Linked DNA regions of Homo sapiens: region 1 is linked to region 2. A link is a loop called in an ENCODE intact Hi-C map of the cell type or tissue named here. Cell type or tissue: dorsolateral prefrontal cortex. All regions are shown on one strand. Each heading gives the region's core, and the rest is flanking DNA. Links, peaks and the distances in the headings are about the cores only.

Region 1 (5,378 bases), core at 183-5,182, 870 kb before region 2:
CCTGTTGTCGTTCAGAACATGGGTTCTGCCCCTTCTGCCCTAAGAGTGCCACCTGTGGGAGCACTTCATGGCTAATCTTCACACAGCTTGGACTGTGGCTGTAGGACTCCTGACTGCCCGATGGTGACACTGAGGTTTCATAGAGCACTGTTGTATCCTAGCCCTGCCTGCTGTGGCCACCCCCCCAACCCCTGGCTGTCGGAAAGACTGGAGGTGGCACCTCGGGGACTTCCCCCACCCCTCTTGTGACGCACAGGAAACTCTCTGTCAGCCAACCCATGGCCCAGCGCCCAAAGGGAGCAAAGTTCTCAGTTGGCCCGTGTGAGGAGAAGGCCGGGGCAGCGGAGGCTTCCGGCGGTGAGTCAGCGGGCACTGGGTGCTGACTCACCCGCTGGGCATGCCAGCCGGCTGCCTACAGCTTAAAGGGGCGATGCCTGCCAGCCTGGTGGGTGGGGAGGGGGTTACGTGTCCTGCAGGTGGCACCTAGCCCTGAGCTGGGGCACTGGAGGTGGCCCCTTCCTGGGCCTCGGACTGGGCTGGGAACCCCTGGGCAGGCCCTCTGTGCCCCACCCAGGAACTTCCTCTATTAGGCAAGGGGCTCTGCTTCCTCTTGCTCACAGAGCAGGAGCAGGTGGCAGTGACTGTTTACCACCCTTGGCCCAGGGGACACCTCAGGTTCAGCTGTGCAGCTGGGACTCAGGGAGGGTGAGGAGCAGAGGTGGTGCAGGGTCGGCTGGGGTGGGACCCGGCCTGAGCTCCTGGAAGATGGTGATGTGGAGAGGCTAAGACCTCAGTTTCCAGAGCCTGACTGCCTGGGTCCAAACCCCAGCTCTGTCCCTTTTGCGATGTGACGTGGGACAAGTTGCATCTGGTCCACTCTCTGCACTCTGTAAATGATTTCTGTCCCCTGGGCATGGCCCAGCTCTCAGAGGAGAAGCTTCCATTTCCTCATCTGCAGACTGAGAATGGGGACCCTGCTTGTCTGGATGTAGACAGTTCCATTCCACACTTGCTAAGTGTCAGGCACAAGTCATAGTGAGACTGCCCTCTGCCTGCAGAGAACCCAGCCGAGGCATGCCTCTGTCAGGCAGGAAGCCGGGGGTCCTGGGCTCTGCTGGGATGGCCCTGGGTTCGAATCCTGGCTCCACTACTTCCTTACCTGGGCAAGTCTTGTGCCCTCTTTAGCCCTCAGTCTCCTCTTCTGTAAAGTGGGAGTAAACATGCTCCCTTGCAGGGTAGTGGTCGAGATTGAAGATAGCATTTGTTAAGTGAATGGCACCTGTTATTATTTTATTATTGTTACTTTTGTGGGTGTAGTTCATTGGTAGGTGGATAAACAGTAGCAGGGCTTCGTGACAATGTGCTCGTAGGCGCTGTGACATGAGGCCTCTTGGCTGTAGGGTCCTTTCACGCAGGCCAGAATTTACCAGGCTTTAGGGCCTCTTAACCCACTGGTCCCCAACGTGGGGCTGGGGACTGCCCCTGGCCTCCTGGGCCTCCCTTGGGAGGGTGAGTGGGGAACAGAGAGCTGGGGCCTGCTCCTGCAGGCCTGCCCTGCCCCTGGCTTTGGCATGCAGCATTAACAGGACGAATATGGGGAAGGTGGGGTGGGACTGGGAATTAGAACTCAGGCCCCTGGGCCAGCCCGGGAAGCAAGAGGGCCTGGGGTCATGGTTCTAGGGGCTCAGTCCTGAGTCAGGGGTGTTGGGGGGTGGTGGGCCAAGCTGAGGGGAGCAACTGGGTGCCAGTGTCTTGGGAGGGTCCCAGAGGAGGGCTGCTGGGCAGCAGCATGGAGGACACAGCATTGTGGCAGGGCCCCACGACTGATGCCCACATGCCGTCCACGCCTGCCCTTGTCCGCGCCTCCTGGCGCTGCCCACCTCCATCAGGCCTGTGTGCCCAGTGGCTTCTGCAGATGCCTCCCCGAAGCAGTGGCCCTGGAAACCTCAAACAGCCTCTTGCCAGGGGCATGAAGGCCATACAGGGCCAGGGGAGGCAGAAGCAGTTTGTTGGGCCCCTTGCAGCTTCCAGATACCAAGCCTGACTGCGGCAGCTCCAGAGAGGGCCCCAGACTTTCTTCCCCTGACCCCAGTCCTGGGCACATGTCCTTGTCACCTCCCTGCCCTGCACTCCAGGGCCACCTTCCCTGGTTTCTCTGGGGAGGCCATGTCCAGCTGTCCCTCTCCCAGCTGGTCCCCTGCCCAGGGTGGCCGGCACCACCTCCTGCCATGTGGCCCATGGCCGGGATTGCACCTGGCTCTGCTGACACCTCCTGGCGGCTATATCGAGTGCCCTGACTGTCCTTGCCTGCATCACTGTGCTGATGCCCCCAAGGGCTTCCAAGGCCCGTCCCAAGGTTTACATGTGCCAGTGTGTGCGGTGATGCGGTGACAGGCCAGGGGGCTGCCTCACTGGGGCAGGGCTGCGAGGGGCTGTGGATGCCAGCGGTGTGTTCAGACCTAATCAGGAGGTGTGTGGGGGCTGGGGAGCACTGCTGCCTGGGAGGGTTGCTTTGGCGGTGTCAGTTGGCAGCTGAGGCACACGTTGGAGGCCTGCCCAGGACGGCTCTGGGTATGGGGATGGAGACAGCTCCCATCCCCTTGTCATTCTGCTCTTGCCTGGCTTAGCCTTCTGGTCAACCCATAGCCTCCTGCCGTTGGCATGGCACACGGCATCCCGGATGGCTGGGGCAGACCCCAGGGTGGCGCGGGCAGACACTCGTTGGGAAAGTCTGCAGGGACTTCCAGGTGGCAGGGCTGGTTCTAGGCCAGCTCCCTACCTACCTCTCAGGGCTGCTGTTGAGGGTGAATGAGACCTGGCAAGTCCAGGGAGCCCCTAGGTACCAGACAGCACTGAATTTGAACCTGATGTCTGTGCTAGCATTTCCATCACCAAGAACCCCGTTTTTGGTATGTCTCATCATCAATCCCATGCTTTGTAAGATTTTAATAGTAATGATAAATCCCAGCCTTTGGGAGGCCGAGACAGGAGGATCATTTGAGGGCAGGAGTTCACAACCAGCCTGGGCAACATAGGGAGAGCTCATCTCTACAAAAAACATAAAAGATTAGCTGGGCATGGTGGCACACGTCTGTAGTCTCAGCTACTCAGGAGGCAGAGGTGGGAGGATCGTTTGTGCCTGGGAGGTTGAGGCTGCAATGAGTGCCACAGCACTCCAGCCTGGGTGACAGAGTGAGACCCTGTCTGTTTAAAAAAAATAGAAGTAGGCCAGGCACGGTGGCTCACGCCTGTAATCCCAGCACTTTGGGAGGCCGAGGCGGGTGGATCATGAGGTCAGGAGCTCGAGACCATCCTGTCTAACACGGTAAAACCCCGTCTCTACTAAAAACACACAAAAAATTAACCGGGCGTGGTGGCAGGTGTCTGTAGTCCCAGCTACTCGGGAGGCTGAGGCAGGAGAATGGCATGAACCCGGGAGGCGGAGCTTGCAGTGAGCCGGGATCGCACCACTGCACTCCAGCCTGGGCAATAGAGAGAGAATCGTCTCAAAAATAAATACAATACAATCAATACAATAGAATACAATACAATAGAATACAATACAATAGAATACAATACAATAGAATACAATAGAATACAGTACAATACAATACAACACAACACAACACAACACAACACAACACGTAGTGATAACAGTGAAGCACAGATGGCGTTTGTTCAGGTTTGTTTTCCGTTCTGCAGGAGCAGCAGCACTGGCCTGTCGACAGTGCAGGTGGCTGGCAATGGCCTTGCTGACCTCGAGCCGGGCCCACGTGGGGACCTTTGGAGCACAGCCTACGATCCTGGTGCAAGGAATGTCCCATTCTTCTGATGCTCTGGGAGGGCTGAGCATCACTTGTGGGTCCCCCTGCCCTGTCATGGCCTCTTAAAGCCTGAGCATGGGGCCTGCCCCACAGTGTGGGAGCCTGGGGCCAGAGTCCCACCGATCTGACCCCTTTTGTGCTGGGGATTTTGTGTGCATGGACTTGTTTGGTCTTCACGGCTACCCAGCAACCTGGGTGTGTTGTCATCAACCCCATCTTAGGAGTGAGTAAACTGAGGCCTGGTGGGATAGTGACCTGCTCAAGGTCACGAAGGACTGTCCTGGGAGCATGGCTTTGTCTTTACAACTCCGGACCCTTGCTCATCCTTTCCCAGAGGTCATGGCCCCTTCACCCGTTCATAGGACGTCAAAGGAGGAAACCGAGGCTTGCACAGAGAGGGAGTGTGGCTCGCCCCCAGGCTGGCACGGGCCGACGCTGTGGTGGTTTCTCCACTGAGGTGCGGGGAAGGCAGGAGCTGGGACCCAGGCTGGGGGCCTGACTCTGCTGCTGCCCTGGTGCGTCACCTCAGGCGTGTCCTGGGGCCCCTGGTGTCAGCATCTGCACTGGACAGTCTCTGGGGCACCCTCCAGCCTGAGCAGCCTGCTGCGGGGGCTGTACTGTGCTCAGTGAGCCTGGCTGCCCCTTCAGACAGAGGAGAGTGCTGGGGCTGGCTTCAAGCAGGCCTCTTTGTTTCTTCTTTTCTTTAAATTGCCTGCACTTGAGTAGCCTTTATCACACAGTGCAGGAATCTCAAAGGGACAAAAAGGCAGTCTCTTGTTTCTCCTCGGAATACTCTGCACACTCCAGCATTTTCTTTCCTTCTTCTTCTCATTTTTTTTTTTTGAGACAGTGTCTTGCTCTGTTGCCCAGTGGCACAGTCATGGCTCACCACAGCTCAGACGATCCTCCCACCTCAGCCTCCCAGGTAACTGGGACTACAGGCACGCACCACCACGCCCACTACATTTTTGTTTTGTTTTATTTTTTGTAGAGACAGGATTTTGTCATGTTGCCCAGGCTAGTATTGAACTCCTGAGCTCAAGGAATCCACCCACCTTGGCCTCCCAAAGTGCTGGGATTACAGGCATGTGCTAATTTTTGTATTTTTAGTAGAGACAGGGTTTCACCATGTTGGCCAGGCTGGTCTCAAACTCCTGACCTCAAGTAATCCTTCTGCCTTGGCCTCCCAAAGTGCTGGGATTACAGGCGTGAGCCACCTCACATGGTCTGACCGGCATTTTCTTTCTCACACTGCTGTACTCCTGCTGCTCTTGGCTCTTCCTGTCCCTGGGAGGCCACTCCTCGCATCCTGCTGAGGACCTGCAGGATCCTCACCAATTCCATGTGCCAGCCTTTTGATTCTATAAACCCTGGGCCTCAGTTTCCCCATCTGCAGCATGGAGATCACATTAGTACCTGCCTCAAGGGGTTGCTGAGAGGATCAAATGAGATGTAATGAAAGAAATTTGCATAGGCCAGGCACGCAGAGGACACCCCAGGACACCCCAGCACATAGTAGGTATTCACTAAATGTTAGTGGGTGTTGTAGTGTGG
Region 2 (5,378 bases), core at 195-5,194:
TATTTTTATCTATCTAATATCCACACATCACAAAACATGATGCAAGTTGATAACCACTGATTATGTAAAAATATGAGTGTATACAGAAAACTAAACAAAATAGCTTTCTAACTTATACAGAACATTTTCTTTTGCAATTCAAGTATTATTTTCTTTCAGCATAACTCAGCAGACTTAGGCATTTGCAGATTCCACTCAGAGTAATGGAAGAAAGTGCGGTGGAAGGAAACATCTATCAAGTGCCTGTTTTAAGCTATTCACCAAGATAAGGGCTTCCACAGTTTACATACACTTGGTAACAACCCTGACGGATGTTAGACAAAATCTCTATTTTTTTTTTACAGTTCAGATAATTTTTGTCCCAGTAAACAATTCATAAAAGTTGTCACTGAAAACAATAGATAAAAATACTCACAAATAAAAATACTCTCACCAATGAATCCTCACCCTAAACTCACATGAGCACTGCCAACATTTTTATAGATCTATTTAGAGACTCACCAACATATTTGGAAAACAAAGTGTTCTATAGATATTAGTCAATACAAGTAAAAGTAGTTACTCTGAGAAATAATAGGTACAGATTCAACTTCGTCCCACATAAAATATGGCCTCCTTTTTCATGCTCACTTTCACATCTGTGATTTATACGTACATCGCTCTCCCAGATTGCTAATGCCTGGGCTGCTTTTAGCCTCCAGTTTGCCTCTTTCCAAACTTACAGAGCAGTCTTTCTGTCATAGAAAGCTAACCATGCCACTCACCTGATTCAATGATTTCAATTTCTGTAAAGTAAAATTAAAATTTTTTATCTCAGTGTAAATGGTTATCCATGACTTTCCTTTTGCTTAACTGAGCTATCATTTTCTTCGTAGTTTCTTCCATATAACCAACATTTAAATCTTATTAAAACCCATCTATATTTTTTAGATTATTATCCTTTCTCACACTCTCCCCCTCTGTGATACTTTACCTAACTCTCTATAATCCTTCAAGATTCCAATACTTTATGAATTTCCCTTGACTCCTTAAAGTGGTATTTTCTTATTTCTCTGTAATCCTTGACTCAGTCATAGTTCTTTTCACTTGGTATTTTCGTTGTTTTGTTATACCTTGCGTATTGTACCTCTATTTTAGTTTGCATGTTTTGGATTATATCTGGCAAAGAGGACTATTGATATGTGTAATTAAATAGCTTCCTGGAAAAGAACTCTACTTTGGGTAATGAGTTAGATAAAGCAAAAATTCTTCATTGTCAGAAAAAATATAGTGATTTTCTGCTTCTGTTTCTTTCTCTGCCTCTCATATACATGCTCCATCCTTCTGTCCATATGCTAATCTCTGCAGATTGCATCTCTCAGGCTTAGTTTTCAGCAGACTTCAAGTTAAGTTTGACAAAAAGGAGGCATCAAAAGAAGATAAAGGGGAAGAAGAGTATAGAGGACTGGAGTATTTTGTCCTTGTTTTCCTCCTGTTGTCCCTTTTGGGTGTTATTAACTTCCACTGTTGCAAGTCTTTGTGATGAATTCTCTTTTCCTGCCAGGATCCTGGCTTTTAATCACACAAATGTATTGCATGGTTTAGTGATTGTTAGAAGAGTGTATTAGAAAATTGAGAGCAGAAAGACAACTCAACATTGTGAGGAGTATTTCACCAAAACTCAGTAAAATTTGTATAGCTTTACATGTTACACTTAAGCCTATGATACATTTTGATGATACAACTTTTTCTATCACTTTAGTTTTGATTTACCTTTGCTAATGTGTTTAAGTGTTTGTATAGATTTCTTAATGCTTGTTCTAGTGTTTCTATGCATGCACTTATCGTAGCCTATTGACATCAATGTATAGAAAACTTACTTTAATTTAGATCTATTTAATCTCCCATTTTCAAAATTCACAGTTTTCTTAAATATGTTCTCTGCATACATTGAGCCCCGTATCAATTGAGTTATAAATTCTGTTTCCACCATTAAATCTGATTAAGAAACTCATGAAATGAAGGATAGTCTATATGTTTACCCACATTGTTATACATTGTTTTATCCTTGTCTGAAGTTTCTACTCTTTTGTTACCACTTTATTTCCATTGGGAAAATTCTTTTTGCATGCCCTAAGGGTAGATCCTATGGTGGAAAAATTTCTTAGTTTTTCTTTGAGAATGGCTTTCTTTTTTTGACCTCTAAAGGATAGCTTCACCTGACAGAAGATTTACTTTGGCAATTGTCTTAATTTGAAGGTTAAAAATGTGTTCCACTATTTGCTTTTGGTCTCAATGGTTTTGGATGAGAAGTGGGCTGTCATTTGAAGTTACATTCCTCTAGAGATTATGTGTTGCTTCTCTCTGGTTTTCTTAAGGTTTTTTTTTCCTATAGTTTTTATAAGTATAATTTTTGTCTGTCTTGTTAAAGGTTTCATTTGTTTGTTTTTAATCATCTTTGGGGTTTGCTCAGCTTCTTAAGTATGTGGGTTCATGTCTTAAGTTTGGGTGTTTTCAGATATTATTTCTTCAAATGTTTGTCCTGCCCTTTCATTTTTCCCTCTCCTTCTGGGACCGCAATGATATGGATGCTAAATCTTTTGTTACTCTTTTACATATCATTTACACTCTGTGTATTTTTAAAGTCGATTTCTCTGTGTTGTTAAGATCGAGCAAACACTATTGATAAGTCTTCTAGTTCACTAATTCTGTTCTCTGCCATCATCTCCATTCTACGATCAAACTCATCTAGCAAGGTTTTTATTTCAATTATTTCATGTTTCTGTTCTATGATACCTGATAGAGTCATTTCATGGTTGTATATGTTAAATGATGTTCAGGATATTTAGGTGTACTTTGTGGAAGAAGTGGGTGAGGAGGTAATAGTAGAAACCAGAAAAATAAATCTACATCAACTTTTCCCAAAGTCAGAAGTCTAATTTTGACTTTTTAAAGTTTCAAAATTAGCTGCAAAAAGATCTTTTCTGCTAAAAATACTACATTATACATTTAACTACAGAAGTTAGAATTATTATTGCAAACAGTATACTTCTCTTCCCCTCTGCTTTATTTCTAAACATCAAATGATGGAAATAAAGTAGAAATATAGATATGGATATAACACCTTTACCTTAATCTTTTATAGTTGTGATATATATAGAACTCATGTGAAGTGTTATTCTTATGGCTCCACAGTTGATAGGCACCCAGAGTTTCCAGAAAAGTAAAATCACTTTATCAGTTTCATAAATAAAATTTCACCAAACTTATTTCTATATGGCTTCTCAAAACCTATGGCATGGATATTCATTCATATGATAACATAACAAGGGCTCTGAGGATACAGTTTTTGTGATTCTCTTTTATTAAACATCAAAAAGTGTAAAGTGGAAGGTTTATGGTGAAGACTCATGTAATGTAATTTACCATTACCATCTAACCTCTCTCTCTCTTTCTCTCTCTCTCTCTCAAACACACACACACATTTTCAAAAGACACTCTATAAAAGATTTAGGCTATCATGCAAGTTTTATATCAGCAAATTCACTAATGGCTTTTACCAGTGAATCCCTCAGGAGTGCATCTGCCTTTTAAATGTCAAAAAACAGCTCTTAAACTTCGACAAAGTAGAAATTTGGTGTGAAAAGTCTAAGCAAAAGTTGAAATAATATGTTTTAAAAAATATTGGCCCTAACAGTTCAACAACCTTACTCTTCTATGGTAAGTTAAACAGAGCTCGGTGTTGTAACCCACATTGACCATACAGCAGCTTACTACATATCAAGATGTATGACAGCATATTTGTCACATAGTCTCAAAAGAAATTTTAAAAAGACTATACTAAATTTTATCCTACCAACTTCCTTCCTTATTAACATGTTTTCCAAGCCAGATGTTATTTTTGCATATTCAGAGTCACATTGTATTGTAAAATATAAAAGTAGAGATTCTCTCAAGATAACCTATTTGTTATAATCCCAGTTATTTTATAAAATGAAAAAAAGAAAGAAAAAAAGAAGAGTCTTTAAATCTCTGTATCTCAATAGTGATTTTGAGTCAGTGTTGTGAGATATTAAACAAATGCAGGGTTTAACATTTGGCATATGTTTTCCAAAATATCTAACTCATTTCATTTAAAAACTAAATCTATAAGGTGTGTGCTATTATTTTCACCACTTTAAGCACAAAGATATAAATACACAACAATAAATTGTCTTTGGTCTTGTTGCTAGTAAGTGGAAAAGCTGGGAATTGAACCCAACTAAGCCTTCACTCCCACCATAACATTCATAATCTATTTTCCTTATCTTGATCCTATTGTTCTGAACCATTAAAAAATCACAGATTTTATCCTTGTGATGAGGAGTCACTGAGGAGTCACAGACTTTTATTTTTTATACAAAATTCAATTGCATTTTCTGCAACTATTTTGATTAAGAAGTTTTCAAATGGCCCAAATCCTTTTGACTAGAATTCATCTTCATTACATTAGTGTGATTTATGGCTGTAATTTCATGGGAGCTGACTCATTGTTGTATCCTAATGATACTCTTTGGCTGTGGGCATTTAAAAGTGCAATGACTTCTCCATTCTTACCTCACTTGATCTTTTCCCAAACTCCAGTGTATCATTAGAGAGGATCATGCAAATATTTTTAAGTGATTATTTTCAAATCAGTTTTTAGTAAACATTATTTTTACTTGAGATCAGTTTTCTCAGTATTTATTTATTTATTCATTCATTCATTCATTTTTTGAGATGGAGTCTCATTCTCTCTCCCAGGCTGGAGTGCACTGGCACAATCTCAGCTCTCTGCAACCTCCACCTCCGAGGCTCAAGCGATACTCCCACCTCATCCTCTTGAGTAGCTGGGACTACAGGCATGTTCCACCATGTCCAGCTATTAGTATTATTTAATGAGCTATTCAGTTGAACTGTTATTTATTCAGTAAATCACTTAATCAACAATTCATTATTGAATATCTACAATACCTTCAAAAAGACACCAGCCAATTATAGGCCATTAAATAATTTAGGAAAATAAAAAATTAAGTATGCTAGATTGTAATAAGAGCAATGATAAATATGGAAGAGCTCTTGCATAAGAACCTGTAGTCCTGACTGAATAGAGGATAGCAATAATTTTTCTATAGACATCTATGTGTTGACATCTCGCTCTCATCTCTCTCTTCTTTCTCTTTTTCCCCCTCCTTATTCCATTTTCATACTACTATAAAGCACTGCATGGGACTGGGTAATTCATAAAGGAAAGAGCTCTCATTAACTCACAGTTCAGCATGGCTGGGAGGCCTCAGGAAACTTACAATCATGGCAAAAGGCAAAGAGGAAGAAAGTCACCTTCTTAACAAGGCAGCAGGAAAGAGAAGTGCCAAGTGAAG

Evidence for each region. A loop is a pair of places that touch in the nucleus more often than their neighbours do. Peaks named below come from ENCODE experiments on the same cell type or tissue, not always from the same donor. Only the 100,000 strongest peaks of a DNase experiment are listed, where the experiment ranks them.
Region 1: it touches region 2 in a loop (8-fold over the local background); 1 of 110 quality-filtered maps calls a loop at or near these places.

The regions. Positions count from the first base shown.
Region 1 is chr17:21,287,735-21,293,112 of GRCh38, forward strand. The region is part of intron 1 of MAP2K3 (mitogen-activated protein kinase kinase 3); the gene reads left to right. Among named protein-coding and RNA genes, the nearest start is that of MAP2K3, 5.7 kb to the left of the region's middle. RefSeq lists enhancers at 1-1,025, 1-492, 336-425. In dorsolateral prefrontal cortex, for the core only: no CTCF peak of the experiment used is centred there; DNase peaks (open chromatin) are centred at 317, 2,542 and 4,008; H3K4me3 peaks cover 786 bases; H3K27ac peaks cover 2,025 bases; H3K27me3 peaks cover 644 bases.
Region 2 is chr17:22,162,114-22,167,491 of GRCh38, forward strand. It overlaps the pseudogene UBBP4. Among named protein-coding and RNA genes, the nearest start is that of LINC02002, 100 kb to the right of the region's middle. In dorsolateral prefrontal cortex, for the core only: no CTCF peak of the experiment used is centred there; no DNase peak of the experiment used is centred there.